2 separate regions of the Homo sapiens genome follow, and region 2 is linked to region 1. Evidence: chromatin loops called from intact Hi-C (ENCODE). Cell type or tissue: chondrocyte. All regions are shown on one strand. Links, peaks and the distances in the headings refer to the core of each region. The heading gives the core; the rest is flanking DNA. Region 1 has its middle 20 kb from the start of TARBP1. Region 2 overlaps LOC107985364 (a long non-coding RNA gene).

What was found. Hi-C counts contacts between places; a loop is a spot of excess contacts. Peaks named below come from ENCODE experiments on the same cell type or tissue, not always from the same donor. Only the 100,000 strongest peaks of a DNase experiment are listed, where the experiment ranks them.
Region 2: it touches region 1 in a loop (2.8-fold over the local background); 9 of 110 quality-filtered maps call a loop at or near these places.

Annotation. Positions count from the first base shown.
Region 1 is chr1:234,490,996-234,507,280 of GRCh38, reverse strand. No RefSeq gene overlaps it. Among named protein-coding and RNA genes, the nearest start is that of TARBP1, 20 kb to the right of the region's middle. RefSeq lists enhancers at 7,230-7,319, 7,730-7,779, 7,820-7,869, 7,864-8,158, 11,937-12,146. In chondrocyte, for the core only: a CTCF peak has its summit at 8,019 (motif pointing left); a DNase peak (open chromatin) is centred at 8,034.
Region 2 is chr1:234,763,162-234,779,446 of GRCh38, reverse strand. LOC107985364 (a long non-coding RNA gene) reads right to left here. Exons shown (of 3, transcript XR_001738532.2): 2 at 5,319-5,478; 3 at 1,294-4,343. It overlaps LOC124904557 (a long non-coding RNA gene), which reads left to right. Exons shown (of 3, transcript XR_007066954.1): 3 at 1-218. Among named protein-coding and RNA genes, the nearest start is that of LINC02961, 11 kb to the right of the region's middle. RefSeq lists a silencer at 1-54 and enhancers at 6,506-6,555, 6,576-6,745, 6,766-6,815, 6,836-7,055, 6,791-7,085 and 2 more. In chondrocyte, for the core only: a CTCF peak has its summit at 9,176 (motif pointing left); a DNase peak (open chromatin) is centred at 6,906.

The DNA.
Region 1 (16,285 bases), core at 3,197-11,196:
GCTCTAGGAGCACAAGAAGACATGCTTCCTGCCCTCTGGTGACTTAGGATCTAGGCCAAGGACCAATTAGAAGACAATTAAGGACTTAACTGTGAGAGAAATCAACTCTAAGGGTAATAGGAATTTGCAAATAGAGAAGACTTCTATGGCTGTGGATTGGAAAGATTTGAGTAAGGACTTGAAGCCCAGGAAGGATTTGGGTGGAGTGGAAAGAAGGGCAGCAGGGCAGGGCTGAGGGAGTAGAGGAGGCAGAAAGATGGAAAGTCCCCATTATGGAGCGATGAATTAAAATAGAAAATAGCCTGTAATCCCAGCTACTCGGGAGGCCGAGGTGGGAGAATCGCTTGAACCTGGGAGGCAGAGGTTGCAGTGAGCTGAGATGGCACCATTGCACTCCAGCCTGGGCGAAACAGCAAAACTCTATCAAAAAATAATAATAACAAATCAAATAGGAAATAACGACACTACACTTGTCACAGTTCTCCAAAGTAATTTTTATATATTGTCTCCTGTAATTTTCGCAATGCGTTTGGGAATATACAAACCTCTTCTCTGGGCATAGCTGGTTGGGGTGAGGGTGGGACATCTGACTTCAAGTGGACCATTACATCTCTCCCACTCCCATTGGACTTTTGGATTTGCAAGGTGAGGGAGGTTCAAATTATTATTTTAAAAGAATTGTTTTATTTCCATAGGTTTTTGGGGAACAGGCGGTTTTTTGTTGTTGTTGTTGTTGTTTGTTCATTTATTTGTTTTCTGAGACGGAGTCTCACTCTGTTGCCAAGCTGGAGTGCAGTTGCGCGATCTCAGCTCACTGCAACCTCCTCCTCCCAGGTTCAAGCAATTCCCCCGCCTCAGCCTCCTGAGTAGCTGGGACTACAGGTGTGCACCACCACACCCGGCTAGTTTTTTGTATTTTAGTAGAGACGGGGTTTCACCATGTTGGCCAGGATGGTCTTAATCTCCTGACCTCGTGATCCGCCCGCCTCAGCCTACCAGAATGCTGGGATTACAGGCGTGAGCCACTGTGCCCGGCCATGAGTAAGTTCTTTAGTGGTGATTTGTGAGATTTTGGTGCACCCATCACCCAAGCAGTATATATTGAAGAGGGAGGTTCAAATTAGTTTCTTCCAGGCGGCTAAAGCTGTAGGAGGCAAAGTTTGGAAGAATGGAAAAGTAGAGGCACCTGGTTTAATGGAAGGGAGAGAGAGGGGAATGGAAGAAGAAGCTTGTGTTCAGATATTCAGAGGGGGGCAGGAAAGAAAAATGAAGAGCTGCCAATGTTAGAATCTAGGGCCAAGTTGGATTGAGACATCCCACAATTCTTACACCAAAGACCCATTTTTACTGAGTCATGTTGAATTTCTCCTTTCAATAAAAACATTCCTAACTAATATACACACCTTGTCTCATTTCATTTTGCAATAGCCCTTCTAACAAGATTAGTTTCATCATTTCCCTTTTATGGGCCACTTAGGTTTCAAGAAAGAAATGAGACTTAGTGAGAAATGTGCCCAAATCATCATCAACTGGTATGTGATTGAAACTTCATTCAAATCCACATCTGATTTCAAAGCCCAGGGTCTTCAACTCCTCCCCCATAGCACTGTCTTCATTTCCTAGGAGTGCCAGGAACAAAGCACTACAAACTGGGTGGCTTGAAACAACACAAGTTTATTGTCTCACAGTTCTGGAGACTAGAAATCTGAGATCGAGGTGTCAGCAGGACCCACTCCCTCTGAAACCTGCAGGGGAGAGTCCTTTCTTGCCTCTTTTAGCTTCTGGTGATGCTGATAACCCTAGGTGCTCCTTGACTTGTAGCTGCAGCACTTCAATCTCTGTCTTCCCATGGCCTGCCCCCTCCTGTGTCTGTGTCTCGGCATCTCTCCTCCTTTAGTAAGTGCACCAGTCATATTGAATTAAGGGCCCTCTCTACTCCAGCATACCTCATCTTAACTTGGCTACATCTGCAAAGACCCTATGTCCAAATAAGGTCATGTTGACAGGTACTGAGGTTAGGACTTCAGCATTTCTTCTTGGGAAACACAATGCAACCCATCATGTGGTTCCAGAGAATGAAATCTAACTGAAAAAAGAACTGAGGCCAAAAGATGCAGCGAATTACCCAGGTGGCTGAGCCAGTAAGTGGTTAGCCAGAGCTCACACTAGCTCTCTCTCTCTCTCTGCTCTGTTCTCTCTCATGTTATGGCTGGGATAGTGTGGTGAAAGGAAGACATCTTGGACCCCCAAAATCACTAAGGAAAACTCAAGCCCAGAACTGCTTAGGACGAACCTGCCTCCCATTCTATTCACAGTCACTCCTCTGCTCACTGAGATAGATGCATATCTGATTTCCCTCCTTTGGAAAGGCTAATCAGAAACTCAAAAGAATGGATCACCTGTCTGTGACCTGGCAGCTCCCTCCCACTTTGAGTCTTCCTGCCTTTGCTTCAAGTTGTCCCACCTTTCCAGACTAAACCAATGTACTTCTTACATATATTGATTGATGTCTCATGTCTCCCTAAATGTATAAAACCAAGCTGTGCCCTGATCACCTTGGGCACATGTCATCAGGACTTCCTGAGGCCGTGTCACGGGCATGTCCTCACCTTGGCAAAATAAACTTTCCAAATTAACCGAGACCTACCTCAAATTTTCGGGGTTCACAGTGTATTAGTCTGTTCTCATGCTGCTAATAAAAGACATATCCGAGACTGGGTAATTTATAAAGGAAAAAGGGGTAATGGACTCAGTTCCACCCAGCTGAGGAGGCCTCACAACCATGGCAGAAAGCAAAGGAGGAGCAGTCACATCTTACATGGCAGCAGGCAAGAGAGAGCTTGTGTAGGGGAACTCCCATTTATAAAACCATCAGATCTCATGAGACTTATTCACTGTCACAAGAATAGCACGGAAAGACCTACCCCCATGATTCAATTACCTCCCACTGGGTCCTTCCCACGACACATGGGAATTATGGGAGCTACAATTTAAGATGAGATTTGCATGGGGACACAGCCAACCCATATCAGATAGGTAAAGATATCTTATAGGCACAGGAGAAAGGTCACAGAAAATAATATAAATTTGAGATGTTTTGACAAAAAGCAGATGTTTAAATCTTTGATGAGCTTGCTAAAACAGAGCATAAAGAAGCTAAAAGGACAATGGGAACAAGGAGTGAGGAAAAAAGAGGAGCTAGCAATCAAAATACAGCAATCGGTTTATTCAGTTGTTCATTGATCCCATTATTAAATGGGCACAGTGGAGTGTCACTCATCTAGTAAATTTTCAGTGTGTGGTGGCCATTATAAATGTGTATTTGTGTGTTTAAATGAGTGGGTGACATTTGTTTTCTCCTGTCCTCTGTTATACGTCTTTGGATAATTCCAAAAGATGACTTGGCTTTATAGTCTTGCAAGAACTAAGATTTTTGGCCTGAAACTTAGTCTTGGCCATCAGTAGTAAATTTAAAACTAACATCCCTCAGGAAGTACTAGAATTAGCTAAACAAGGGAAGGAAAAAATGGATAAAGTCTGTGACTAATAATAGTACAGATAATGCGACAATTCAGTTCATCTCTGGAAACTCCTAGCAAATAGTCATCTCCAAAATACCCTTCATATTTTCATTAACAGGCCTTGGTTAAGTGTCCATCACCTTCAAGATCTCCATAGTCACTTTATTCTCCAGAAAACAACAGAACAACCAGCCAATGGCAGAGGGAAGTCCATGAAACATGGATTATTACATCATCTGGGCTTAGGAAACTTATGGTATTTTTAGGGGATATAATCTAGGAACCTCCAGAAAAAGTGAGGATGTGTTACAAAATCCTGGATTAAGCACCAGGTGCTTAAAATGAAACGCCTTTCCTGTTCCCAAATTTTCTCTCCCTTTTCCTTTCTGACCCTAATGGCTCATTTTTTCACTCTCCTCCCCCAGTGCCCAGGGCTGCATTACCCACTTCCTGGAGCCCAGACCCTCTAACTTTTGGAGGCGTGCCCACACCCTGACATTATATCAGGCATGTTCACATGTACCCACCTCCCACATGAACAGGTAGCTAATAAGAGCTGAGTTCCAGCATGGTTGGTATGTGAGCACACTACTCTTTTAGACTTTTGATTAGATATGTATTAATTTAACATATTTTCTTTTTATATGTTAACAACAATAAAGTATGCTCTTGAAAAAATTGATACATTGGAATTGCTTAGTTTGGACTTCACCCTCTGACCTACCTGTCCTGGCTGACCTCTCACTACAGACAAGGCACATTTGTAGATAAGTGAGTCTCTCTCTCAATATCAAATAATATTTACAGAAGAGGCAGTTATTAATTAATCAAGGGCTTACTATCCAGTTTGAACTGGGGCCAGGTTCTTGATTTTCTCCTTTGATACTTTCTCCCAGCCTTGTGGATGTTGGGGCCACCTCTGCCAGCCAGCAAGGGAAGAAAGTGATTACTTTTTTACATAGCAGTCATAGCAGTTCAAATGCTAATTCTTTTTTTCTTTCTTTCTTTCTTTTTTTTTTTTTTTTTGAGATGGAGTCTCATTCTGTCACCCAGGCTGGAGCGTAGTGGTACGATCTTGACTCACTGCAACCTATGCTTCCTGGGTTCAAGTGAGTCTACTGCCTCAGCCTCCTGACTAGCTGGGATTACAGGCGTGTGCCACGACACCTGGCTAATTTTTTTTTTTTTTTGTATTTTTTGTAGAGATGGGGTTTCACCACGTTGCCCAGGCTGGTCTCGAACTCCTGACCTCAAGTGATCCACGTGCCTTGGCCTCCCAAAGTGCTGGGATTACAGGCATGAGCCACCGCACCCGGCCCCAAACATAAATTCTTTCAAGGTCTTTCAGTAGTCACCATACCTGGATCCTTCCTAATTCCTCTAATTCCACTAATTAAACTGGATTATCTCAAGCTAATCATATACAGGATCTTAATGATTTAAAACAAAACAAAACACTCTCTACCTGGCCATGCCATGTGAAGGACATTTGATCCTCTATCCTAGCGTGTGTGTGTGTGTGTGTGTGTGTGTGTGTGTGTGTCACAGAGAGAGAGAGAGGTGTCATCTAACATACCCTCTACATGTAAATGAACAATCTTTGGAGGTGCACAAATAGGTTAGCCCAGCGACCTGCCTCGCAAGAATGCTTTGAGGAGTTACTAGTTACAGGATATAAGATACTACAGAAACCTAAATTGTTTCTGAAAATGCTAAACAATAAGACATTTCTCAAAAGGGCCTCAGTCCCTTCAGTATTTTACAGGAATTCCAACTCTAGCAGCTTTACACAGGCATTATCACTTAATTACCAATAAAAATCTCACTAGCAACTTCCATAACTTCATTTGCAAATGAATATGCACACCTCCTAAATCATTCCCTCCTTTTCTCTCTCTCTCTCCCCAAGTTATTCCCTGACTGGCTCTGAAAGACTCCACGGCACCTGGGATTTGTAGAGGGCCCCCGTTTCCAGGTGTCCTTCCAGGCCAGCATGCACTCCGGGACATGTCAATACCACGTTGATGGAATTGTGCCTGATTCCCACTCAAATCCATCCATCCCTCCTGGCATTGGTGGGGGTCGACGCATGACAGAAACCTGGCTCCATTTGCTTGAAAGGTTCACAAACCATAGTGAATTTTTTTTTGTTTGGTTTTGTTTTGTTTGGCTCTGTCGCCAGCCTGGAATACAGTGGCGCAATCTCGGCTCACTGCAACCTCTGCCTCCTGGGTTCAAGCGATTCTGTTGCCTCAGCCTCCCAAGTAGCTGGGACTACAGGCGCGTGCCACCTCGCCCAGCTAATTTTTGTAGTTTTAGTAGAGACGGGGTTTCACCATGTTGGCCAGGATGGTTTCCATCTCTTGACCTCATGATCCGCCCACCTTGGTCTCCCAAAGTGCTGTGATTACAGGCGTGAGTCACCATGCCCGGCCCCCATAGTGAACTTCTTGTGATCCAAGGCCAAGTTTCCAGTATGTAATGAAAACTGAAACCTGGTTTTGAGTTTCCAAATTCACACAGAGCCAGTCATGACGGAAGATGTGTGAGGTAGCAAGGGTGAGCAGCACCACGGCACAACCAAGACACTCAGCACTTGGTTCTATTTCTAGCTCTGCCACCTCCTTGCTATGTGGCCCGAGGCTGGTCACCTGCTCTCACTTAGTTACCTTTCCCTAGTATTGGGGGAGAGCAGAGCTTTTTGCCTTATCATTCCAGGACCTGAGGATGTGTATGCTGAAACAGTGGCATTTCTCTGAATCTCTTTGAATTACAGTGCACATATCTTCAGGATATCAGAGACATCCCATCCATACCAGCACGTGCCTTCTTTTCCTAGTCATTTTTCTTCAACTATTCCCGTTTGAGCTGGGCTAAGAGAACAACAGTCTGGACTCATTCCTTAGGTGCATTGTTGGCCTTCTCACAGACTTAAATATATACATCTGTCCCACTTTTAGAGAAAATAGGAACAAAATCTATTACATGTATTTTAGGCCCTCTATCTGAATTCTGAAGTCTTTCTCTGACTTCTTTTTCAGCTTCAGCTTTTGATTTCAGGCACATTCACACTTGTTTAGCTTTCAACTTACAGAGAATGCTGGAAAAGAGATTCATGCATTATTTAGAGCATTCGTCTAAATGCCCTCCCAGATCCCTTCTAACTCCATGAGGTCCCATGAGTCTGTGAAATGCATGGGCAAAGGAAGAGGAACTGAGGCTTTGAAATCAGATATACCTAGTTCCAATTCCTAGTTCTCAAGTTTACTAGTTGTGTGACTTTGGGTGAGCTGCTTAACCTCATAGGAGCCTAGAGTCCTCATCTAAAAACCTGGGCCAGTGCCAACTACCAAGCCATGACTGTGAGGATTAAATGAGACATCACTTCCATAAAAACACGGAACAGAGTGTGAGGCATACAGCAGGTGCCAAGGTAGATATTAGATCCTGCTTTTCATTATTGGTGCAAGTTTCTGATGGGTCAAACATGCAGGCTGTTGTATATTTGAATATTGCTTCAGTCTTCACTTCCACGGTTTTATTTCAAAAAGAGAAAGAAGGAAGGAAATAAACAGAAACTGTCAGAGGCCCTTCGGAAATCATCACTCATCCATTGAAATGTGCTTTCCATTCAAAAACTACCTTATTAATTATTCATTGCTTTTGGAACTGAAAATGAGAACAGAGCTTAAGACCCAGAGTTGGACAAGAACAGTGTTCCAACTGCTTGATTTCTGTCATTTCCTGGTTTCTACGCAGTACCTCCCAAAATCTGAGATTTGCAGTTTTGGGAGTCGAGAGAACTTTAGGCTTGATGATCAGTCAGGTTTAGTCAGGTTTAGCCAATGCCCTGGAATGACTGTTCTCTTTACTTTCATTTCCACTCCCGGCACCGCATTTCTGGGGGATTATTTCACTGCATGGGTGGCCCGAGTCCCTTGGCCTTCAGCCTTATGGCTCATTCCACCGCTCTGGGCAAGCCATAACCACCCGAACATGCAAGTCTTTCTTTTGTGCCCCAGTGGCATGAGTAACATCATTAACTCTTCAGGGCCGAGGTTTGGGATTAGGTAAAAATCTTACATCCCCCCGTGTTTGCAGTCAGAACACCAGAGTAACAACAGGGTGTTTGCGGGGCTTGTTTTCACGCCAGAAATGAGGTTGCCCTAACACACAATCCTTAAGATGTTTTTTCCCTAACGATTGTCTTCACCAGGATCGTGGGTTACAAAATGGAAGCTCAGTGCTTCCTGCTTCGAGTTCCAGTAGAACAAACATGCAAGAGACTCCTCGGCTTGGAAACTCTTCAAACCAGGGAAGGGCTGCTGATGTGTCCCCAGGAGGGGAAGGGCAGGAGGAGCACAGTTGTGCAGGGGGGTGTTTCACATGCTTCTCTAAAGAAGAGCTTCCTAAAGTGTAAAAAGGCTGGGGAAAGACACATTTCCCAAGGCCTGGGGCCAGTGCGGGGACAAACGCGAGGCTGGCGCACGTGCATTGCGGGTTCCGCGCGCCATCTGGTGGCTTCGGGCTGACATTGGGCGCACCATCCGGGCTTTTACCCCATTGACAGACCTCATAGAAGGAACCCATTGCGGGCGATAAAGTTCTGCTGGAAGTGATCACCAGGGCCCCCAAAGGAAGACACCGAGGGCCAGATGTTCCGAATTCCACTCCTTATTCTACAACTGGATACTGAAAGCCTCAGGTTCTCTTTGACAAGGGGGCACTGATCCTTCCTTCAGGACCAGCCTTCCTATCACACAGCAACATAAGCACTCGGCTCTGGGCAGTGTGGCCCCTCTGTGCCTTGCTTTCCACATCATGACGCCACATGACGGGCCACAGGAGTCTTCCCTTCGCCCCTACCTGGAACGCGTGTATTCCCTTCCAGCCTTGTGAATCCCACAGTTCTCAAGGCTCAGTCCACAGGCATCTTTATATCCTTAGAATATTTGCCTCATATTTTGTTCATACTAGTGTTTCCAAAGTGTGTTCCAAGAATGATGGTGTTATTAATCAGAATTGTATCTCTTTTTGAAAAGGCATTCAAAGTTTGGGAAAGTCAGGGTTACGCAAAGGTTAAACAGACCTGATTGCAGGATATCTCAGGAGCATGACACATACTGAGAATGTAGTGGATTTCTAAGAAGGAACTACAGTTTGCTATAGTTTCTAAACTTGTTTGACATCAAAACCTTCCTCCTATCTCCACCTTTGAAATGTATCTTGCAAATATTGCATCTAATAAAACAATTTTAAGGAAAAATAGCATCCTGTTCACTTGACCCAAGATTATGTAGCTGTCTTTTTAAAACTGGAAGACATCTGCATTCGTTTGCTAGGGCTATTATATTGCCTCACGGTTGTGGATGCTGAAGATCCAAGGCCAATGTGTTGGCAGGGTTGGTTTCTTCTGAGGCCCCTCTCCTTGGCTTATAGATGGTCGTCTTCTCTCTGTGTTACCACATGGTCTTCCCTCTGTGCCTATCTGTGTCCTAGTTGCCTTCTCTTTTCTTCATTGTTTCTTCTTCTTCTCCTTCTTCTTTTTTTTTTTTTTTTTTTTGAGATGGGGGTCTCACTATGTTGCCCAGGCTGGTCTCAAACTCCTGAGCTCAAGTGATCCTTCTGCCTCAGCCTCCCAAAGTGCTGAGATTACAGGAATGAGCCACTGTGCCCAGTCCTAATTTTCTCTTCTTATAAGGACATCGGTCATATTGGGTTAGGACCCACCAACATGACCTCATTTTACCTTAATCACCCTTTTAATGTCCCTATGTCCAACTACAGTTACATTCAGAGGTACTAGGGGTTAGGACTTTAACAAAGGAATTTTGGGGAGCCACAATTCAGCCCGTAACAACATCTTATTGTTGCATCTGTAGGGTAAAATGTATGCTTCAATGGAAAATTATGCATTGTTTAGAGCAGGGTTGGCAAACTACAACCAGTGAGCCAGATCCAGCTGGCCACCTGTGTTTGTAAATAAAGTTTATTGGCACACAGCAGCATTCACCCTTCACATATTGTCTAAGATTACTTGCATGTTCACTGACAGTTGAGTATCTGTACAAAAACCATATGGCTTGCAAAACCAAAAACATTTACAATCTAGCCCTTTATAGGAAAAGGTCTAGAACCCACCCACCCACCCTTCAGGGTTATCTAATTTTGATCCTATAGGGGCTCTGCACCTTTCACGGCCTTTGAGTTATTTTACAACTCAATAAATTGTAGATCATGGATAACAATGCAAAACAATCCTTGACCACAGACAAGAAGCAGCCAGTTTTGCCTCAGTTTGCTTATTCCTTTCAGTATCCTTATCAATAAATGTGTGTCTTCTTTGGATTATCTTTTGAACTGGCAGTAGCGTCTTGCAGTTTCCTCATTATTAATGAATTGAATAAATCTTTAACTTTTTTTTTTAGTATCTGTACGAGTCATAATTTTACCTTTTTTTTGAAAAAGTGTCCCTTAAAATATCAATGTTAGGTTTCTTGAGTGTAATAATGGCACTGGGATTATAAAAGACAATGTTTTTGCTCTTAGGAGTACATATTAAAGCACTTAAGGTGTGTCACGCGCGTCCACGTGAAGAGAGTCCACGAACAGGCTTTGTGTGAGCAGCCAGGCTGTTCGTGTGACAAGGTGAAGTGGCATCATGCTTACAATTTGTTTTCAAATGGTTTGGCGTATATGAATATAAATGTGTGTGTGTCTGTAAATACTCACACATACATCACATATATAGGAGGAAAGATGGAGGAAGAGAAGGAAAATTGGTAAACTATAAACAACTAGTGAATCTAGGTGAAGTATGGTGCCCTTGAATGGTGTACTATTCATTGAACTTTTCCATATGTTTGACAATTTTCAAAGTAAAAAACTGGGCAAGGGGGGATAAGTTTATGTCATATTCCTCATGAAGCGTGTTGTCAGCTTCATGTCCTATTCTTCTGGATGTTTTTCCAGTACTTCAGAGATTAGCCAATTATAGACGTTTGTTAGTAGTCTGACTTTCTGCAGTGGGTACTGCAAGTAAGAAAAAGTAAATGATTGGGAGGCTGAGGCTGGCCAATTGCTTGAGTCCAGGAGTTTGAGACCAGCCTAGGCAACATGGAGAAACCTCAGGTCTATGAAAAAAAAGAAAAAAATCAGCTGGGTATGGTGGCATATGCTTGTAGTCCCAGCTACTAGGGAGGCTGAGGTGGGTGGATGGCTTGAGCCCAGGAGATCGAGGCTGCAGTGAGCTGTGATCATGCGACTGCACTCCAGCATGTCTCAAAAAAAAAAAAAAAAAAAAAAGTAAATGGAACATGAAACATTAATGTTTCTACTGTCACATGGCTCAATTTCTTCTAGAATTCTTAATAGTACCAAGCAAATAAGATGTTAAAGTAGATTTTTTTTTAAGCTAGTTATATCCTATTCCTAAAGAATGCTCTTTAAAAAATAAAATTTTATGGCCAGGTGTGGTGGTTCACACCTGTAATCCCAGCACTTTGGGAGGCCTAGGCTGGCGGATCGCCTGAGGCCAGGAGTTCAAGACCAACCTGGCCAATATGGTGAAACCCTGCCTCTACTTAAAAAATACAAAAATTAGCCAGGTGTGGTAGCGGGTGCCTGTAGTCCCAGCTACTCAGGAGGCTGAGGCAGAGGAATCGCTGGAACCCGGGAGCAGGAGGTTGCAGTGAGCTGAGATCATGCCACTGCACTCCAGCCTGGGTGACAGAGTGTGACTCCATCTCAAAAAAAAAAAAAAAAAACAAAAACAAAAAAAAAACAAGAAAAGAAAAGAGAGAGGAAAGAAAGAAAGAAAGAAAAAGAAAAAAGAAAGAAAGAGAAAGAAAGAAAGAGAAAAGGAAAGGAAAAGAAAGGAAAGGAAAGGAAAAGAAAGGAAAGGAAAGGAAAGGAAAGAAAGATCTTTTAGGACAAACTCTGGACGTGAGGACCTCTTACACGGTGCTCATGTTCAAGCTTAAGGCATTACTTTTTGTAGTGTGTTTGGGGTGGAGGTGGAGGTTGAAGTTTGTGTCCCTCAATGACTGTATAGTTTTGCACACCCTCCCCACCCCACCCCCAGCTTGACATCATGGTCTTAATACAGTTAGAGACCTCATTCATTGCAATTTGACTGCTGCTTGAGCCGGAACTGTAAGATTCAGAGCTCTTTGCATACTTAGAGGTATGAATAGTGCGGTAACAATGAGGAAAGAAAGTAAGCTAAATTCTCAAACATTGTGTCATTTAGCATGAAGGTTTAAGATTGAAACTTTCTGCCTGAGGGAAGCAGAAAAAAAATGAGTTTGTACAGAAGGTTTCCAGTTTCTGAATGTAAAAGGCACACTAAAAATAGCTAAAGGGACTGAGTCGCCTAGAGGCTTCTTGAGTTGCCCAGTGGGAGTTCCTGCTCGGAGAAGCTGTCCTTCAAAGCTGCTGCTGGAAACAGCCCTGAGACCGTTGGTGTGTGATGCAGAGCTCTCCTGGGTGGATTTCATTTGGTCACAAGGAAGCAGGAGATGAAGCAGATGGAGATGTTTCTTCATGGAAGGATCCCCTAGGGGAAGAAATGTTCTACCTCTGACAGAGGCTGACAGTCCAGAAGGTAGAGGCACATTGTGGGCTCAGAGACCAGATCTTGCTGAAATCAGGGTCAACCAATCGCAAATGGGCACTAACCTCAAAGAAAGAGTCCTTTCTTTCCATGGCCACTGATACGGTGTCATTTAAGACCCTGATTTTTTCTTGTCTGGGCTATTACCACAGCCTCCTCTCTAGGCCCTCTGTCTCCAGTTTCCCCTCCTTCTCCAATTCATCCTACATATGGACTCTGGTGGGATTTTTCTGTAGCCTAATTCAGTTCAGGTGCTTCTATGTTTAACTTAATTTAATTTTTTAACAAATCAGACAACCAACTAACCAACCAATTTACCAAGCAAGCAAGCAAACAAAAACCCTCCAGTGGTTCTTCATCTTTTATTGACTTGACCTAAGCATCTTACCCAGTCCTGTTAACTAGTTCTGTCTTTTTAATCACATCAGTCACCACTTATTTATTTACTCCACTGAAAGCTGCAGAGAGAGGGGTGGGGGCATTTTCCTGTCTCTTTGGGGTGTCAGAGACTGTCATAGTTAGGTTTCTAAACCCCCATAGTGTTTAGTATAGTGTAATTCCCAGAATCAGGATTCAAGAAAAAGCCTTTGAGGGTATATTTACAAAATAATTGCAGGCAGGGCCTTGTCTGTCTGTACACCCATGTCCATAGCAGCATTATTCATAATAGTCAAAAGGTGGAAGCAATTCGAGAGTTCACTGATGGATGAATGGATACACAAAACATGGCACACATACAATGAAATATCATTCAGCCTTAGGAAGAAAGGAAGTTCGGATGCATGCTACAAAATGGATGAACCTTGAGGACATTATATTAAGTGAAATAAGCCAGTCACGAAAGGGCAAATACTGTGTGATTCTACTAATATGAGGTACCTAGGGGAGTCATATTCATAGAGGAGAGAGAAAGTGGTCACCAGGGGTTGGGGAAGTGGGGAATCAGAAGTTAGTTTTTAATAGGCAGAGAGTTTCAATTTTGCAAGATGGTCGCACAACAATATGAATGTACTTAATGCCACTGACCTGTTCCCTTAAACATGGTTAAGATGGTAAATTTTAAGTTACGTGTATTCTACTAATTTTTTCTAAGAAGAAAAGAAGGAATAACCCTGGAATGTTGAATCAAGGAGTTGGTGAGTGATTTCTCCTACACATTTGGGATCCTGCTCTTTCAACCTAATGGTTATACTTTTGAACATGCAAATCAAAGCAGTCACCATTCCCTCTTCTCCTCAAACAACCCTACAGTCGCTTCCCACCTAGAATGAGTCTGATATTCATGGCTGATTGTCCTACCTGGCCTGGGGTGCCCACCTGTCCTGCCTCCTCTGTCAACTCCATTCGTTTGGCCTTCCCCACTCTCCTTCTTCCCTGCTCCCAACTGCCTTGGGGTTTCCACATAGTTTCCCCTGGGGGTGGAGGAGGCTTTTTACTCAATTCTAGTCTAGTTGACTCCCTCTTTCTGTAGATATCAGCTGACACACTATTACAGGAAACGGGTCCCGATCCAAGAGAGGGTTCTTGGGTTTCGCACAAGAAAGAATTCAAGGCACGTCCATAAAGTGAAAGCACGTTTATTAGAAAAGTGAAGGAATAAAGAATTGCTACTCCGTAGACAGAGCAGACCTGAGGGTTCCTGGCTGCCCATTTTTATGGTTATTTCTTGATGATATGCTAAACAAGGGGTGGATTATTCATGGATCCCCTTTTTAGACGATATAGGGTAACTTCCTGACATTGCCATGGCATTTGTAAACTGTCATGGCACTGGTGGGAGTGTATTAGTGAGGACGACCAGAGGTCACTCTCGTCGCCCTCTTGGTTTTGGCCAGCTTATTTACTGTAACCTGTTTTATCAGCAAGGTCTTTATCACCTGTATCTTGTGCTGACGTCCTGTCTCACCCTGTGACTTAGAATGCCTTAACCATCTGGGAACGCAGCCCAGTAGGTCTCAGCCTCATTTTACCGAGCCCCTACTCGACATAAAGTTGCTCTGTTTCAAACACCTCTGACAACACCATTGATCAGAAAAGCCAGTCCTACTGCACAGACTGGGGTGAAGCATCTCATCATAGGCTCTCAGCATGTTCTTTGCTTCTTTTGCATAGTGGTTGTTATAAAATCATTAATTTGGCCAGGCACAGTGGCTCATGCCTGTAATCCCAGGACTTTGGGAGGCTGAGGTGGGCAGATCACCTGAAGTCAGGAGTTCGAGACCAGCCTGGCCAATATGGCGAAACCCTGTCTCTACTAAAAATGCAAAAATTAACCAGCTATAGTGACAGGTGCATGTAATCCCAGTTATTTGGGAGGCTGAGGCAGGAGAATTGCTTGAACTCCAGAGGTGGAGGTTGCAGTGAGCCAAGATTGCTCCACTGCCCTCCAGCCTGGGTGACAGAGTCTCCCTGTGTCTCAAATAAATAAATAAAAATAAAATTATTAATTTTCCATAAAACTATTTGGACTATTCTACAGACTGAATGTTGTGTCCCCTCACATTCACATGTCAAAATCTTAACCCTCAAGGTGATGGTATTAGAAAGTGGGGCCTTTGGGAGGTAATCAGGTCATGAGGGCAGAGCCCTCATAAATGGGATTAGTGCCCTTATAAAAAAAAAACCCAGAAAGCTGCCTTGCCCCTTCTGTTGTGTGAGAATACACTGAAAAGTCAGCCCTCTACAACCTAAGAGAGGGGCCTCACCAGACACCAAATGTGTCACTGCGCTGATCTAGGATTTCCCATCCTCCAGAACGGTGGAAAATAAATTTCTGTTGTTTATAAGTGACCCAGTCTATGACATTGTCTTCTAGCAGCCAAACAGACAAAAATAAACTAGACTGTAAGCTCCCTGGAGAGGCCAGGGATAGTAACTGCCCCAGTACAGTGCCTGGAGCATCACAGGCATGCCAATATCTGCTGGATCTCACGTTGTTCTTACCGATCTTGACACTTTTTTACATCTTCAGGGGCATGAAAACTGCTAAGAACCTAGGCAACGTAAATTCATTTGAGTGTAGCCATTGGATGGCCCCTGGCACAAAAAAAGGGGGCAAAGTTATTAGCAGCAACAAGCTCTTCAAAAACCACCACTGGCCGGGCGTGGTGGCTCATGCCTGTAATCTCAGCACTTTGGGAAGCCAAGGCGGGTAGATCACCTGAGGTCAGGAGTTCGAGACCAGCCTGACCAACATGGAGAAACCCTGTCTCTATTAAAAATACAAAATTAGCCGGGCATGGTGGTGCATGCCTGTAATCCCAGCTACTCAGGAGACTGAGGCAGGAGAATCGCTTGAACCCGGGAGGCAGAGGTTGCGGTGAGCCGAGATTGTACCATTGCACTCCAGCTTGGGCAATAAGAGCAAAACTCCATCACAAAACAAACAAACAAACAAACAAACCCACCACTATAGTTCCCAACTGGTGGGCATCAGTATTTATAGAGAACTGTGGTCGAGTGCTAAACTGCACAGCCCTGCTCATTCATATAGACATTAATATTTTTCGTAGTGTCATCTCTAGCTACGAAAAGAAATTGCCCAAAGAATACTAGATTTGGTGCTAGTGTACTGATACCTAGATTTTCAAACTGAATGCAAATAAGATCAAGGACTATTTCTTTTACTTCCTTTACAGCCAAACCCAGCATTTTGCTCCTCCTAGCAAAAGGAATTGGGTGGGGATGATGGGGCAGTACATTTTGCAATAACTTACTATTATCATTCTCTCACTGTTTCTTTGTGCTTTAACACTTTTGCTTACACAGCCCCCCTCCCTCACTCCACCTACCCCCAAAGTCTTCTTGGTCTAGTTTCAGGTCTCCTGCTGATAAGATGCTCAGGCTTTTTGTGTTCTTATCTGCTGCCAGATAAGGGGTGGGGTGCTCTGTGTGTATCTCTCTCTCTCTCTCTCTCTCTCTGTGTGTGTGTGTGTGTGTGTGTGTGTGTGTGTAAAGGAGTGGGGAGGAGGTCTTCAATTTTGAGGATGGAGGAGGCAAACAGGAAGAGGTTTCTTCCAAGGTTTGGTCTCTGGGTAAAGTATCTAAAAAACAATTCATCCTTTCACACTGAAAAAACCTACCTCCTGCTGGTATATCTCCTTTACGGCCTTATGCTACGCACCTGGCTGTCTCCTTCCCATGCCTGGCT
Region 2 (16,285 bases), core at 5,071-13,070, 270 kb before region 1:
GCGCTTCTTGCTGCCTGGGCACATGTTCCCGGAGGATGGCAGGACCTCCTGGCCTCTCCCCTGTCTACCCGCCAGAGCTCTGCTTCTTAAGATAAGACCACCTCTTTCCTCCAGCCAATGTGCTGCTCTTCTGACTTCAAAACACTTGCACTTCCAGGGCTCAACGTACAGTGAGTTCTCAAGGATTCGGTGAATAAATGTACAAATGTCTCCCGTTACAGCTGCCACATTCAGTGGGGTAGGTCTTATGATCATTTCTCTGAGGAAGGGTGCTGTGCTCATGGTCTCAGTCTGCAAATTGCAGACTGAGAATCCAACGAAGGCACCTGCTCTCTGCCCCCGCACCCCCCCACCGGCCCCAAGGCTGACCCTCTCCTCCCCTGGTATCAGCTCGAAGCATTGTTGGAGTCCCCAGGGACCCGGATGCTTCCCTGTGTGCCCTGTCTTTGAGGTGCCCGCCATCTCAAGTCAAGACACACAGCAGGGTGTGAGAGGCCAGGGAGCCCATGGGAATTCCAGGGGATGCTCTCAGCGTGTTTTGTGAGGAACGACTGGCTCACCTAGTCAGGCCTGGGACAAAATATCACCTGCTGAAGGATGATTGGCTGTGGCGCTGGCCTTGTGCTGGAAGAGGGCCTCTGAGAGCACAGGGAACTGCCCCTGGGCATTTTCTCACAATTGTTCCGAGGGTTAGAGGCTGGATCCCAGGAACCGCGTGTGGCCACTCTGTCCTTCTTCAGAGAGAGATTCAACTTCCGGAGCCAGGGTCACCCCTAATGGCTCACTTCCCTTCCTTCCCCTGCCAGGATTTTCCCCCAGATTATCTTGGGGTTGTCTCAGCCCTTACCATACCTCATCCTTCCCAGCAGCAGCCCGCCAGCCCCACGCGGAGTGTTCTACTCTTTCCAAAGACAGCCCACATTTCGGGGTCTCCTGCACCCCCAAATGTGGGATTGGTAAGATGCACGCTTCCTGACTTGGGTTTCTTCTTTCATTTGCAGTTAAAAACCATGACCACAAAAGAGACATCCACAACTCGCTGTAATAGGCGCTTGCATAATAGACGTGGGGACAGTGTTTGGGGGAACAGGATAGGGTGGCTCTGTTTTTCCAACAGTTGTGAGATTCATTTTGGTGAAGTAAGAAGGTTTTACAGGGTCCTCTAAGACAGAAGGGGTTTCCTGGGAAGGAAGCTGGCTTATCAACCTGCCTCCTCTCGCTCACCTGGTGCTAGCTGCTTACTTTCCACCCTTTGCCCTCTGCTGAAGGGAGAGTTTGAACATCTTTAGATTCTTTTCTTTGCTTGGCAAGATGTGCTGTATTTATTCAACTTAGCCTCAAGGTTAAGCACACAGACCCTTGTCAGAAGCCAGACAGCGAGTGTTCAAATCCCAGCTGTGTCACTTACCAGCTCTGTCACACCTTGGGGATGTGACTTCACTTGCCTTGATTTCCTCATCAGTGAAATGGGGATAATAATAGTACTTGCCCCATAAACAGGGATAATAGTACTTACCTTATATAATAAGGATTACATGTAAACATTTAATATACATAAAGCTCTTGTTTGTTTGTTTTTAGAGACAGGGTCTCAGTCTGTCATCCAGGCTGGAGTGCAGTGGCAAGATGCTAGCTCACTGCAGCCTTGACCTCCTGGGCTCAAGGAATCTTCCTATTTCAGCTTCCTGAGTAGCTAGGAGTACAGGTGCATGCCACCATACCTGGCTATTTTTAAAACATGCTTTTATATAGATGGGGTCTTGCTCTGTTTCCCAGGCTAGTTTTGAACTTCTGGCCTCAAGCACTCCTCCCACCTCAGCCTCCAAAGTATGGGGATTATAGGCATGAGCCACTGTGCCCAGCCAAACAGCTCTTAAAATATACAAAAGCTCTTAAAATAGTGCCTAGCACAGTGTTTACTATTGTCACTATCTACTTGGATTCTCTGCCTGTTGGTCTCCACTTTGCACAATTATTTGTGGACATTTGAGATCGTCGAGTTCTCGAGAACCAGTCAGGCTGATTTACCTCCAATGTACGTGTAATATGTTTTTTTCCTTTTCTGGAACTGAGCAACATCCTCCAAGTTTGTCCACTCTCCGAGTGTCTTAACTGCCCCCGGTAGAGAGGCATTTAGCAAACAGAAACAGATTACAGAGACCCTCGTGGCCACATGCAATTTGCAGTTGCTCTCAAGAGTGGGTGTGGTCACTTGTTGTTCCCTTTAGCCATCATATCAGCTGCCTGGGTGAGGGGTCAGTGTGCCAAACGTTCCTGGTGGGAAATGACTTGGTTTCCCATATGAGCCCCGACCTTCACTGGCCTCTCCCTCTTAGAACTCCCATTAACCACCATGTGTGCTGGTCACTGCAGCTGAATCCATCCACAGGGGCTGCCCAGAAAAAGACAATGACTTCTGCAGGGCTGGGGAGGCTGTCCTCGTGAAAATAACTGAATCTACCCGAGTGTGTGGCCTGTGCTGGGGAAACGTGGGTGACTTGAATGATGTCAGGCAATCAGTGCAATTGAAATATGTCAAAAATGGCTCCATCAACGCACCCGGCTCATATTTAGCTATAAAATGTGAGGCCAGGTTACGAACCGGAAGCATTTCTTTCAACCAAAGTCATTTGGAAAGGAATATCTTTGACACATCCTTGCTGCCCCTTCCCCCATTGCGGTGTCCCTGGCTGTGTGGCTGGCAGCCTGGCTCTTGGTGAGTCGCAGCTGCACCTGTGCCCACCTTCTCACCACGGGAGTAGGTGCTTCTCCTTTGGGCACCTTCTGGCTTTGCACCGTAAAAGTGAAATACGGTGTGGTCCTGCAAGCTGCTTCTCCAGTGATGTGAAAAGCGTAAGAGAGAGGCTCTGGGAAGGGGCAGATGCTGCAGGTGCAATGATGCCAGCTGTTGAGGACGGTGCCCTGTGCCTGGGGAAGTACATGCTGTAACTGGAGCTCCACCTTGGTACCCCACCGCTGGACCCTCCAAAGAGAGCTCTGACATGTATGAAGTTTCATATACTCAATTCCTTTACCGCTGGACTTGTGAGAATTGTATGAGGAAGGCCACTTTGAGGATCATATTCATGCTGGCAATAATGACATGAAAAGCAACAGTAATAGTAGCAACTATCGTCAAGGTCCCATAGGTACCAGTTTTCATGCTTAACAGCACAACCATCTCATCCCTGGAACCAAGCATCCCTGGAACCAAGCAAGATCAGTGCTGTTGATCTTCATTTTGCAATTGAGGTAACGGAGGCTCAGTTAACTTAAGTAACTTGTCAGGGGTACAAAGTAAGTATAAGTGGCTGAGCTGTGATTCAGATCCAGGCCCATCTGATGCGATAGCTCATTCTTTTCTCCATGACATCAGGAGGCCTCCTCCTCCCTTGTGTTGCTCAGAGTTCTGATAAGAATCAGATTTCTAGGTGAATCACAAGAAGGTGACTATTCTGGTTAGATAACGGGAGAATGGGCCCCATCATGGCAACAGACTCCTAAGACTCATACATCACAAGAAAGGGCTCCCTACAGCTTTGACACTAGGGTGCTTCTCTGTGCACCTCCTTGCTCCCCTCCCATGAGAAGGACTGTCTTTCATCCTCATAGCTATTATTTTTGAAACATCAGTTTTAATTTGGGGCACCCGCTCTCTTCGGGAGATTGCAAAAATTAAATCGTTTTTAAGCAACCCAACAACACTTCTGGGGTTTGTAATAAACTTGTGAAATTTGCGGAACTTGGTGGTTGAGGTTCTCTCCGTCCTACTTCCCTGGGGCCCCGAGGAGCTTTCGAGTTGGTTCTTCATGCCCTCTTGTTTGGAGCTGCTTTTGTCAACTGGGCCCAGCTACTGCGTCTTGGACCAAGGAGGCGATGAGCCCTGAAACAGTCCAGGGTCTCTAGGAGAGCAACTCCCAAACCATGTTTCTGGCCCTGCCTTCCCTCTGTTATTCTGGGGAAAAAACTGACCCTACGTGGGTGGGAGGTCCCATCTACAGAGACCAGCCTTGTTTGTTTCCATAGGATTTGACTACTGAGGGGCACGAAAATACATAGCCAACTTCCCCTTGCAGAGTTCACTGTCTCCCCTTCCAGCAGATGACTCCAGGATCCTTGGAAGCATAGGAACACACCCCAGTTGATGACACTGTTTCCTCTCCTCTGCAGAAGAAGATCCTCTCCACTCACAGGAAACAGCAGCAAGATGGTTTCCAGGCACCAGCTGTCACTGGGCTTGTACTGTTACAGTCCAAGCTGAGCACGCAAGGCAGGGTGTGTTTCTGGCTCCCCATAGCTGAAAGCTCAACTTCATGTGGTCAGGTCTTGGATGGCGTCAAGGCCTGTAGGGTGAACAGAACTCTCTGAGTCACCTTTCCCTGCTGTTCAGGGCCTTGATATAACAGACAGGGCCATTGGCTCCACAGGGGCATGGTGGGGAAGAAGGGTCCAGGAAGGCACTTTGCCTTTGTGTCTTGTCCTTGGTATTTGGAGGGCAACACCCCTGTATTTTTCTAATCCTATTAGCTAAGAATCTGGAACCTGGGCCAGAGGCCTGGGTTCTAACACTATCTCCACCGTTTCCCAACCATGGATACACCCTATACTTTCCCTCGTCTGTACAGTGGAGCTAATAATAGTACCTAACTCATGGAACTATCATGAGTCTTAAATGAGTGTTAACACGCATGAAGTGAAGTGCTTATATCTGGCAGATAGTAAATGTGTATTATCAATTTAATTTACACTATTATTTGACTGTATTTCTACTATACAGAGCAACTATTGCCTGGTCATATGTCCTAACAAATAAACTGTGGAGACAGACAAGTAACTGTCTCAGTGCTAAGGACACCACTGACCCTCAACAGAATAATGCCCCCTAAAGATGTGTAGACCCTAATCCCCGGAATCTGGGAATGTGTTAGGTTACACGGCAAAGGCAAAGGAAGGTTGCAGGAGGAGCTGAGGCTGCAAATCAGCTGACCTTACAGTGGGAAGAGAAGCCTGAGTTCTCCAGGTGAGACCAATGTCCAGCATCCTGGCTGAGCCTGCTCCCTTTACAAACAAGGTTAGGATTTATAACTGCTTTCATGGTAACATCTGGCTCATTTCTCTCAAGTTCCCCCAACTCTTTTTTTTTTTTTAGTATACAAATCTTTATTCTAAAGTCATTTCATTTCGGCTCAATTCCTTCTCTCTCTCTTTCTACCTGTTTGTTTGGCCTTTGGAGATTGAGAATGAGAAGTAACAGGACTCATTACCCACAGCTAGTCACAAGAGGAGACAGAGGGAGAGTGAATGCAAAAGAAAGGTACCAGAGAGGCCACCTTGCTGGCTGTCAAGGTGGAGTAAAGAGGCCACAAGCCAAGGGGTGTAGGCGGCCTGGTCTCTTCTGCAGCTGCTTTTTAAAACTCTAGGACTTTCTTCCACCAACAAATTCTTTAGGTTTTATCAGAGTTAGGAGGCAGTTAGCATCTGCAACAATAGAAAGAATATGTATTATTTGGAATGCTTGTGTGGCTTATACAGCTCCCAACCAGTTCGGGAGTCTTAACACATTGTGCTAAAAGATGCTGAAGGCTGGGTTTCCACTTCCCAAACAATTTCATTCTCTAAGAAAACTGCCGATAAAGATAAAAAACATTACAGCCAAATGGAGTCTTGCCTGAATCCCAGGCCCTGCCACATCGACCGCTGGTTCTATCAGTGGCCAGTGTTCTGGAAACGCTTCCCCGACATCAAGGAAGCCGGATCCTCCCCACACAGTGATGGGTTCTAGGCCATTTTTGCTGCCTCGGTCTGGGAGCTCACCATCCTCAGAAGCTCCCAGCACCTGGAGATGTCTCGCATCCTGGCTGAGCCTGCTCCCTTTAGCAAACAAGGTCAGGATTTGTAACTGCTTTTGTGGCAACATCTGGCTTATTTCCCTCAAGTCCCCCTGCCACTTTTTTTTTTTTTTTTTGAGACAAGAGTCTTGCTCTGTCGCCCAGGCTGAAGTGCGGTGGCGCGATCTCCGCTCACTGCAAGCTCCGCCTCCCGGGCTCACGCCATTCTCCTGCCTCAGCCTCCCGAGTAGCTGGGACTACAGGCGCCCGCCACCACGCCCGGCTAATTTTTTTGTATTTTTAGTAGAGACGGGGTTTCACCGTGTTTGCCAGGATGGTCTTGATCTCCTGACCTCGTGATCCGCCCGCCTCGGCCTCCCAAAGTGCTGGGATTACAGGCGTGAGCCACAGCGCCCGGCTTCCCCCGCCCCCGCCACTCTTTATATATATATATATATCTTTCATCTATAGTCATTTCATTTCAGTTCAATTCATTCTCTCACTCTCTCTCTTTTTTTTTCTACTTGTTTGTTTGGCCTTTGGAGATGGGGAACAAGGAGTAAGAGGACTCATTACCCACAGCTAGTGACTTGGGTTAGAAGTGAAAGCACTTCTGCTGGGCCCTGACTTATTTATTTATTTTTGGCCACAGAGCCACAAGGCTCGGTCCCCAGTGAGCCGCCCGAGGACATCTTGTGGCACCATCTGTTCGCCCCCACCCACCCTCACCAACTGCCAGGCTCCGATTGTTGTTGGTGGTGGTGGTGTGTTTTTTTTTTTGTTTTTTTTTTTTAAGTTTTTGTTGATTTTATAAATTCTGTAGCTCTGTGTTTTTTAGACTCGGCTTGCTCGTGTCAACGCAAAACCAGGACAAGCAGAATAAACAAAGAGATGCTGGCAGAAGGCTGGGTGTGTCGCCTCAGGTCTACAGATGTGCTGGGGCCACACTGAGGAAGGCCCTCGTGTGCATGCAGGGCGCTGGCCGGAGCGCCTTAGGACGCATCTGAAAACTTCTCATTGCCTCAGGGTTTAAAATAGCCACACTTCCTGCTCCTCGGAGAGGGTATGCACAGAATGTGGGTGACTCACCGTCGGTGGTTTTCGATGTGTCTGTCATAAGGAGGTATCATCAAAAGCCCGGCCTGTTTCAGATGTTATTTTTTTCCACCCTCAGCCATGCGGTGCTGGGAGAGCAGAATGCCTAAACCCAGTGTTTGTTTTGAGCGCAGAAAGTGAAGACCAAATCAATTGTGCCGCAGCAAGTAAAAACTGAATGCGTGAGGGGGAAAAAACCTGCAAACAGTGTGAAGACTGAGTTTCAAGGTTCTTGTTTTCAAAAAGTTTAATTATATTTCAACTAAAGCCAAACTGTCAAAACATGGGAGAGTGATCTGCCTGCTTTGAAAATGCATTAGCCTTCTTATGTAAAAGCCAATAATTGATATCCAAGAGGAAACCAGAGCTGTGGGGGTCGGAGGAAGAAGGAAGACAGCCTCTTAGAACTGCTCAAACGACACTTCCCTATCAACTACGTGCAAAGCTTTAGATCCAGGTTTGTGAAGTGGGAAATTGGAGAGGGGAACAAAGGCAAAGCTAAAACCCTCTGTGAATGGCGAAGGTTTACAATATCAGGCCTGGTTTACGAGACATGTGGGGCCAGGGCACTGTGAATTAGAATTTACATAAGCGAGAACCTGGAAGAGATCCTCAAAATTCTCAACAACAGCTTTGTAAATAACAGCAGGCTGTGCCTTCTTCCCCCTGAGAAATGCTGGGGTGTGTCTGGGCTGCCCCCAGGGCCGGGCTAATGCCTGGGCCCTCTCTTTGCTTCCAGCCCAGCTGGTTTTCAGGTTATCTGGTTGTTGTTTTTTTTTTTTTCCAGACTCCACTCAGCCACTTCCTCCAAAAATGGACCGTCGGTGGTTAAGTCTTTGCCCTCTTCATCTCAGTTCCCATTCCTGCCTCTCCTTCAGTAATCTCCTAGAACTTTCTAGTTTCTAGCACAGAGATTCTTAATCGTGTTCTTTTGATGGCTGAGAAGTATGTGTATTCTTAAACCACTCTCAGATTAAATTAAGCTTGCACTACATAAAAAATATTGATGGAAGCCATATAACACATATTTGGGATAGAGCTAGAGCAGGCATCGAACAGATCATACCAGTTGGAATACGGTATCAAAGAGCTGGGAATTCCCGGCCTACAGCCTGGGTCCGGGAAGGCAGCCGCCATTTTCTTCCTTCTTGGGTCAAGCCACTAGCTTCTGGGAGGACCAGCCTCCTCCAGCGTCTCTGTCATTTCCCCTTGATTGCTGATCTTTGAAAACAAGCCCAGGTACCTATCATATGAATGCTGCTAGGCTTTAGAACCCTTTCTTCATCTACCCTGGTGACATGAGACAGCTATCTTTCTCCCAGTGTGGCTGATCCCCACAAATATACATTTCTTGTAGCCCAGTGTCGGGTAGAATGGACTTTCTGGTCTATGGTCTAGGACTCTCTGTTGACCTTGGAAAAGAGTTGCCAGATAAAATACCGGATGCCTAGTGAAATGAGAATTTCGGATAAACAACACATCCCTTTTTTAGTGCAAATATACCTTCAATGTTATAATAAAAAGCATGTCCCATGCAATATTTAGAGCATACTTACACTAAACAATTATATGTTGTTTATCTGAAGTTCACATCTCACTGTGCATGCTGCATTTTTCTTTGCTAAATCTGACAGCCCTTCTGGAGCCTCTTGCGTTCCGAATGAATGTGGGTTCCACGAGCCATGAACGAGAGTGAGTTCTAAAGGGAACGGGAGCCAGATTGAGGCTGTGTTCTCCTTGTAAGGTTCTCGTTGGTGCAACCCATCGTGCCAGTCGTTCTCATTCCTGCTCCATGTCTGGGGTGCTCCGTTCACACCTCTGTCAGCGTGCTGGTGATCACTGCCACAGCTCTAGACCTAAGAGAGCCATGACAATAGTTCTCAGCTTTTTGGGCTGACGCTATATTTGCTCATCTGGGGGCCTGGCACACAGCAGGTGCTCAATATATACATAAGCAGAGCTGGTGGCATAGGAAGCAGAAAGCTGGCACCAGGCTTCCTCAGGCCATGTCCAGACAGCAGAGCCAGCCTTTTGACGACCTCCAAACGTCTGGGAAGCCAGCGGAAGCCACCGCACAGCTCACACACATAATGATAGCTTTCTCCTTTCTTATCCCAGACGGTTTGGATGCTTAAAAAAATTGCTTGGGGGAATCAGCAGAGGGTGAGGGAAGCTCGGAAACCAGCCGCGAAGGAAAACAGGAAAGAAGCGGCTCTAATTAAAAGCAGCCAGCTCCCAGCTCCCTCTGCAGGGCTAGGGGTCCTGCTGAGAAGGGGAGGCTGTCCTCCTCGCCTGCTGGCGCAGGGGGCAGGCGGCCTGCACAGACCCTGCAGACGAGCCCGGGGGCTCTACAAAGAGGAGGGTCAGGGTTTGGTCAAGCTCTCTCCACAAGACGCCCTTGCCCTCACACCTCTCCTAAGTTCCTTCCTTCCCCACCCAGGCTCGGTGCTCGGGTCCACAGCGTGCATCATCTGAGGGGATCTGCAGAGCCACCTTCCGTTTCTTTCATCACAGAGAGAAGAGCCTCCTTTCAAGTTCTCTAACACTTGCTCTCAGCACACAGCATTTATTGTTGAGCGCTGTCGTTGGCCACTGCATTTCCAAGATATTTATGCAACAATATATACATTAGGACACAGCCGCTCTGTGAGATAAGTCAGTAGTGCCCCGTTAATTTTATAAATCCAAGAGAAGGCCCAGAGACGGTGAACAATTGGGCCATGGTCACACAGCAAGCTGCGCATTTGTATAATACATGCGTGGTAGGCGCAATTGAGGCACTGGAGAGACAAAGATGAAAAAGACACTGTTCCCGGTAAAATGGTAAGGAATGCAGACACATCTTGAACCAACAGGAATACAGTGGGAAAAGAAAAGAGATGCTGTATGAGATAATTAATCGCATGCAGAGGAAGAAGGGAGTAGTTTTGCTAGAGAGCGGGGGTGTCAGGGAGCATGGCTAGGACATAGTGGCGAGGTTCCAGGTCAAGCAGCCTGTCAGTGCTGAGGTTAGGCCTCCGAGTAATGGCAAAGAGACATCAGACAGATGGTGCTGGTCAGAAGGGCCAGCTGGCCTGGGGGGCATGTGGTAGGGAGAGAGGAGCAAAGGTTACTGCCCAGAACACCTGAGTCCAGTGTTGCCTCTGGCATTCACAACATTTGGACAAGTGATCTTAAACTCTCTGGGCCCACACCTGAGTTTCTCAGCTGAAACTGACTGGGACTGGATTTGATCCTGTAAGAACACTGTTAGCGCTAACATTCCAGGATTCATCATGAAGCCGTGAGCCCTCGACCATGGTCCATTGCATGGATTCAAACTTAGGCTACTTCAGGCCCAGCATCGTCCGTGGAGACGAGCATTCAATGACTTACTGATATTTACTTTGCACCTATTATGTACTTGGCACTGTGCTGAGCCTAGGGCCCCAGTAGTGCGGAAACAGACACTGGGTGCACTGGCAGGGACTGGAGAAAACCAGCTGCAGACAATATTCATCCCTGCACCAAGTCCTTCATGGTCTCTGCACACTTGCTCACCATCACTTCTGCTCCACGAGTGAGCACAAAGCGATTTCTGGGTAATTTCAGACACACAGCTTCAGCAGGTTCGCACTTTGATCTTAGCAAAGTTGCATTCTGCTGCTCTGGCACGCTCGGCTCCTCCTCAGGGCGTGGGAGTCAACGTTTAAGTAGATCAGAGTAAGCGGTACCCTGCTGAAGAGGTTTTTCCAAAGCCTGTGGTCAGTCACTGAGGGGCAACATAAGGAGGGGCAGGTTCCCCCCCCAACAGACTCACCCACCAGCCAGCCAGCTCACTGCCTATGGGTGGGCGAGGTCTCTCTCCCTTGAAAATGTCTGTAGCACCCAGAAGAGGCCCTGTTCAAGGTGAGTGCTCAGAAAACTCTGTGGTGATCAAGAAAGAGTAGTTGAAGTAAGCATTTCTATGCTGATATTTGATGCAAATGACTCAAAGGAGTATTTAGACCTTTGGGGAAAAGGTATTCTTTAGACCCTGGGACATGGGGCAGAACCAGAGGGAGGCAGAAGAGCCCAGTGGCAATGGCGTGCGGCTGGGACTTTCCCTGCTTTGTTTGGTGCATTAGAAGATAAGATCACAACTCAGTTCCTCATGATCAGAAGAGCTGGCCGGGGGATCAGGCATCCCAGTTAACCGGGGCAGAGTCCCATTCCCCACTGTTGTCCTTGCCTAATTATGAATTGTTCCCCTTTCATTCTTAGAAGTGTCCTTGTTTGAACAGTGTATTATGTGGTCACACTTGAAGAGATAAACCAGATGACTACTTTGAAATCTCAAATAACTAGGATAGAGGAGCCAAGCGTCAGAAAGAATGATGCCCACCCAGGTCCTGTGATGTGACCTAGAGCTGGCCACTTCAATGCAGCAGTCTCTTTCCCAGAAGCTCAAAGTGCTTCTCAGTTAGGACTATTTTCATCAGTTCTTACCCCTTCCCAATGTCAGGTTGGCACTAAAGTTCCGGCCCTTAGAACAAAGATTTTTGAAACCCCAAGTTGCCACGCACATTTTGGAAGTCCTTTTTTTCCTGCAAAGTATCTGTCCCTGCCTTTCCAGCAAGCCTTCATCCATTCTTTTCCATATCTCATGATCTGAGTGCTGTAGAGTATATTTTATGAGGAGAGAGCTGCACAGAGCTATCTCAGAATTACTGCCTCTGAAGGGAGGTCAGGGGGCCCTTGGGATATGGTAGAGAGGACCTGGACCCTGGAGCCATGGAAGCCTTGACTCCAATTCTGCCACATTGGCCTCATGACTGAAGGCCAGGATTTCTCATGAGTAAAATGCACATATGGTTGATGAGAGAGCTAAACCAGGAAATGAAGTAGGGTGACCAACTATGCCATTTGTTCAAGACTATCCTAGTTTTAGCTCTGAATGTCCCAGGAAATCCCTCTGACCAGGCACACTGGGATGGCTGGTGACCTTGAATGCTGCCTGATATTTACTAACTACTGAGTACATTTTAGTTCTCTCCCCTCTTCCTGTAAAAAAGAATTGCACTATTAATGGTGAAATTTAAGAGAGAGTGATAGATTAGTTAGTGGTAGAGCTATTTGTGGGTGCAAGGTTTTCCTAAAGCACTTAAAGTAGGGTGCACTCCCTACTCTACTGGCCTGGTAGGCTCTGACTCCACTGGTGAAGAGAACTGGCCACAGACTCTGGGAATCCCAAAGCACTGAATCCACCTATGTGTCTCCGGTGTGGATCTTAGCATTTCACCCTTTCCTTGTGTCCATAGAACTGAACTGGCCCTGGAGACTGAGATGTGCTCATGCATCTCACGACGGGAAGCGCGTTCTTCCTGGAGAGCAGGGAGTTCCATGCTGGGCATTACTCCATGCCCTAGGGATGCAGCAGCCATCAGAACCCTCTCCCTTCCATCTCGGAGCTTATACTCTAGGGGGAAAATAAACAACCAGCCAGTAAATAATCAGGTACTGTAAGGGCAGGAGTGCTAGGTAGCTGAAGAGCTGGAAACTGAATTAGGAGACTGCCAGTGATGAGAGTTGCTGTTCTAGTCTAGATAGGATCATCCGGGAGCCATCTCTGAGGGGGTAGCATTTCGAATAAGCCATGTGATGATTTGTGGGAAGCAATTTCTAGCAGAGAGAACACCCAGGGTCAGGGACCTCAAAGCAGGACCTAATCAATGTGTGTGTGGAAAAGGCAGGAGTGGGCATGCATAGAGGATGTGAGGCCAGGTGAGGGGCCACTCATACAGCCCATGGTGTCTTAGTCCATCTGTGCTGCTGTAATAAAATACCTGAGACTGAGTAATTTATAAATAATAGAAATTAGGCCAGGGGTGGTGGCTCAGGCCTGGAATCACAACACTTTGGGAGGCCGAAATGGGTGGATCACTTGAGGTCAGGAGATCGAGACCTGCCTGGCCCATACAGTGAAACCCTGTCTCTGTTAAAAATACAAAAATGAGCCAGGCCGTGGTGGCGCATGCCTGTAATCCCAGCTACTCGGGAGGCTGAGGAAGAGAATCACCTGAGCTGAAGAGGTCGAGGCTGCAGTGAGTTGAGATTGCGTCACTGCTCTCCAGCCTGGGCAACCGGAGTGAGACCCTATCTCAAAAAAAAAAAAAAAAAAAGAAAAAAAAAGAAAAAAAAGAAAGAAGAAGAAGAAGAAGAAAAGAAATTAATTGTCATAGTTCTGAAAGCTGGAAAGTCTAATATCAAGGTGCCAGCAGGGTTGGTGTTGGGTGAGGGCTGTTCTCTGCGTCCAAGATGCTGCCTCTTGCTGCTCCTCACAGGGCGAAAGGCAGAGAGCCAAAAGGGGTTCGCTAGTTCCCGCCAGCCATGAATAAGGCACTAATCTCATCCACGAAGACAGAGTGCTCAGGGCCTAATCATTTCCTAAAGGTCCCACCTCTTAATATCGTTGCATCGAAGATTCAGTTTCAACATGAATTTTGGAGGCAACACAAACATTCACATCACAGCACATGGTAACACCTTTGGGTCTTTTTTCTCTTTCTAATTATGATGAGAAGATTGGAAGTTTTAATCAAAGGAGTGAAGGGATCTGGTTGACATTTTAAATGGCTCATGCTAACAGCTGCATGAAGACTAGCTGGTAAAAGGGCAAAGAGCAACTATTTGGGGAGGTTACTGCAATAGTGAGGGTGAGAGGTCAAGGTGGGCTGGGTCCAGTGGCAGCAGCAGGGTGGTGAGAAGTGATTTGGTTCTGGATATATTTTGCACATAGGGCTGATAGGATTTGTTGATGGGTTGGAGATGCAGAGTGAGAGGGAGTTGCTGATGCTGCCAAGGGCCCTGGCCCCAGCTGTGTGGTGATTCCGCTTATGGAGGTAGGAGAAGCTGGGGAGGAATAGGCTTAGGACCATCAAGACTTTGGGCTTGGATATTTCCACTATGAGATGCTAATTAGACACCTGAGTCAAGCTGTGAAGTAGCAGTTGTACCTATTGTATAACAGGTGTGATGGTAAAAATATTCAACAGTTCCTCAGAAACAAAGCACAAGATTACCGTATGATCTGGCAATTCCACTTCTGGGTGTATATCCACTGAGAATTGAGGGCAGGGACTCAAAACAGATATTTGTACACTCATATCCATATCAGCATTAGTCACAACAGCCCAGCATTCATCAGTGGATGAATGGATAAACAAAAGGTGGTCTATCCATATGACGGAAGAGTATTCAGCCTTGAAAGGGAAGGAAATTTTGACACATTCTACAACAGAGATGAACCTTGAAGACATTATGCCGAGTGAAATAAGCCAGTTAAAAAGGACAAATATTGCATATGAAATACGTGGAGTAGGGCTGGGCGCAGTGGCTCACCCCTGTAATCCCAGCACTTTGGGAGGCCGAGGTGGGTGGATCACGAGGTCAGGAGATCGAGACCATCCTGGCTAACACGCTGAAACCCCGTCTTACTAAAAATACAAAAAAATTAGCCAGGTGTGGTGGCAGGTGCCTGTAGTCCCAGCTACTTGGGAGGCTGAGGCAGAAGAATGGCATGAACCTGGGAGGCGGAGCTTGCAGTGAGCCGAGATTGTGCCACTACACTCCAGCCTGGGCGACAGAGCAAGACTCTGTCTCAAAAAAAAAGAAAGAAATACTTAGAGGAGGAGTCAAACTCATAGAGACAGAAAGTAGAATGGTGGTTGCCAGGGGCTGGGGAGAGAGAAATGGGGAATTGGTGCTTAATGGGCATGGAGTTTCAGTTTGGGAAGATGAAAAAATCTGGAGACGGATGGTGGCGGTGGCACGACAATGTGAATGAACTTAGTGCCACTGAACTGCACAGTTAAAAATGGCTTAAATGGTCAATTTCATGCTGTGTGTATTCTATCACAATAAAAACAATTCAACAATCACTGTGGCAGGGGTACTGACTGGCCAGAGTGGGTACTGGCCATAAAGAACATGTCTAACTATAGCAGGAAGCTCCGTAAAATGCCAGCGCAAGGTAGCAAGTGCATAGTTCAAAGCAGAGGCCTGGGCCCCCATGCAAAGCTGAAGTTAAAGCTAGGGCACTGGTAAGATCACCCAGGGAGAGAGCATAGGTGGTGGGGGGCAAGAAGGTAAAGGAGATTCTCCAGCCTCTCCATGACCAAGGTGCCAGAACACGAAGCTCTAAAATGAAGCCTTGTGCTGGAGGCAAATCTGAGATGTGCGCAGCCTCCAACTGAGCACACCCATGCTGAGATGCGTCAATTTCTGCAGCGCTGGGCTTCTCCTGGAGCCTAAACACACAGACATTCTTCCTTCCACTGTGGCCATCAGCGTCCTCTTTGATGTGTCCGTCTTCTTTGCCTTCTGCATACACTTAGTTGCCTAATTGACCTTCTCTCCACTTGGTCCCTCCATCCGGTTCCCAAGGCTACAGCCCTGTGGAGGCTCTCTTTCTTCCTGCCTGAACTAAGCCACCGCCTCCTCTTGCATCCTGGACTAAGAGGACAGGCAGAAACCACATCCACAGGTGTCAGGTGCATCCTGGACAGTGTGACTGAGAGTCACCACCCTGGTAGGACAGTGACGGGTGTGGAGCGTAGTTCCAGAGACTGTGACCCCACAGGTAAAGCTGGGCTGAGGACACATCACAGCAGCCAGGTATCAGAGAAAAGGGCTATGCCACATCCAAGTGTGAATGGGATCAGGGGAGGAAGAAGAGTTGGGCACTGCCTCAAGGCTCGCGCATGAGTCTTTGTGTGTTTCTGTTAATCACTGTGTTGTTCCTTTCCCAGAGAATCCTGATTTGCGGCAGATAGCTGCTGATGCCTCTGAGCTGGTCTCTCTGCCTCCCATCTGTCCATCCCAGATTTCTTTTTCTAAAGCAGGGCTTGGAGAGGGGTAGTCCTTGCCTTAGGCCACGGGAGGGCAAATCTTCGAAGCTTCTTGCTGTACAGTTGACATTAAGATATCTTACCCTGACATTTTGCAACCCTCTGTGGTCTGCAGTTGCCGAGTATTTCAGATCTACATCCACTGCGTGCTTCTCACCTATGACTGTTCTCCCTGCTTGCTGAACAGTCCTGAGCTCTCTGGCCTCTGCACCTTTGTGTAGGATTTTCCTTGCAGCTGGAAGACTTTGTTTCCCTTACCCCTTGGACCACTAGTTGCCAAATCCTATGCAGAGGTGGACTTAGTATGAAGCTAATGAGTTTTAAGCTTCAGGGTCCTTCCATTTCAGGTTCATCTCTTGCATGGGCCTGGAGGTACCATAGCAGTCAGTTCCCAAGACCATGTGTTTTGTACAATTAGCAAAAATAACATAAATAGATTAAGACTTTTGGCTGGGCGCAGTGGCTTGTGCCTATAATCCCAGCACTTTGGGAGGG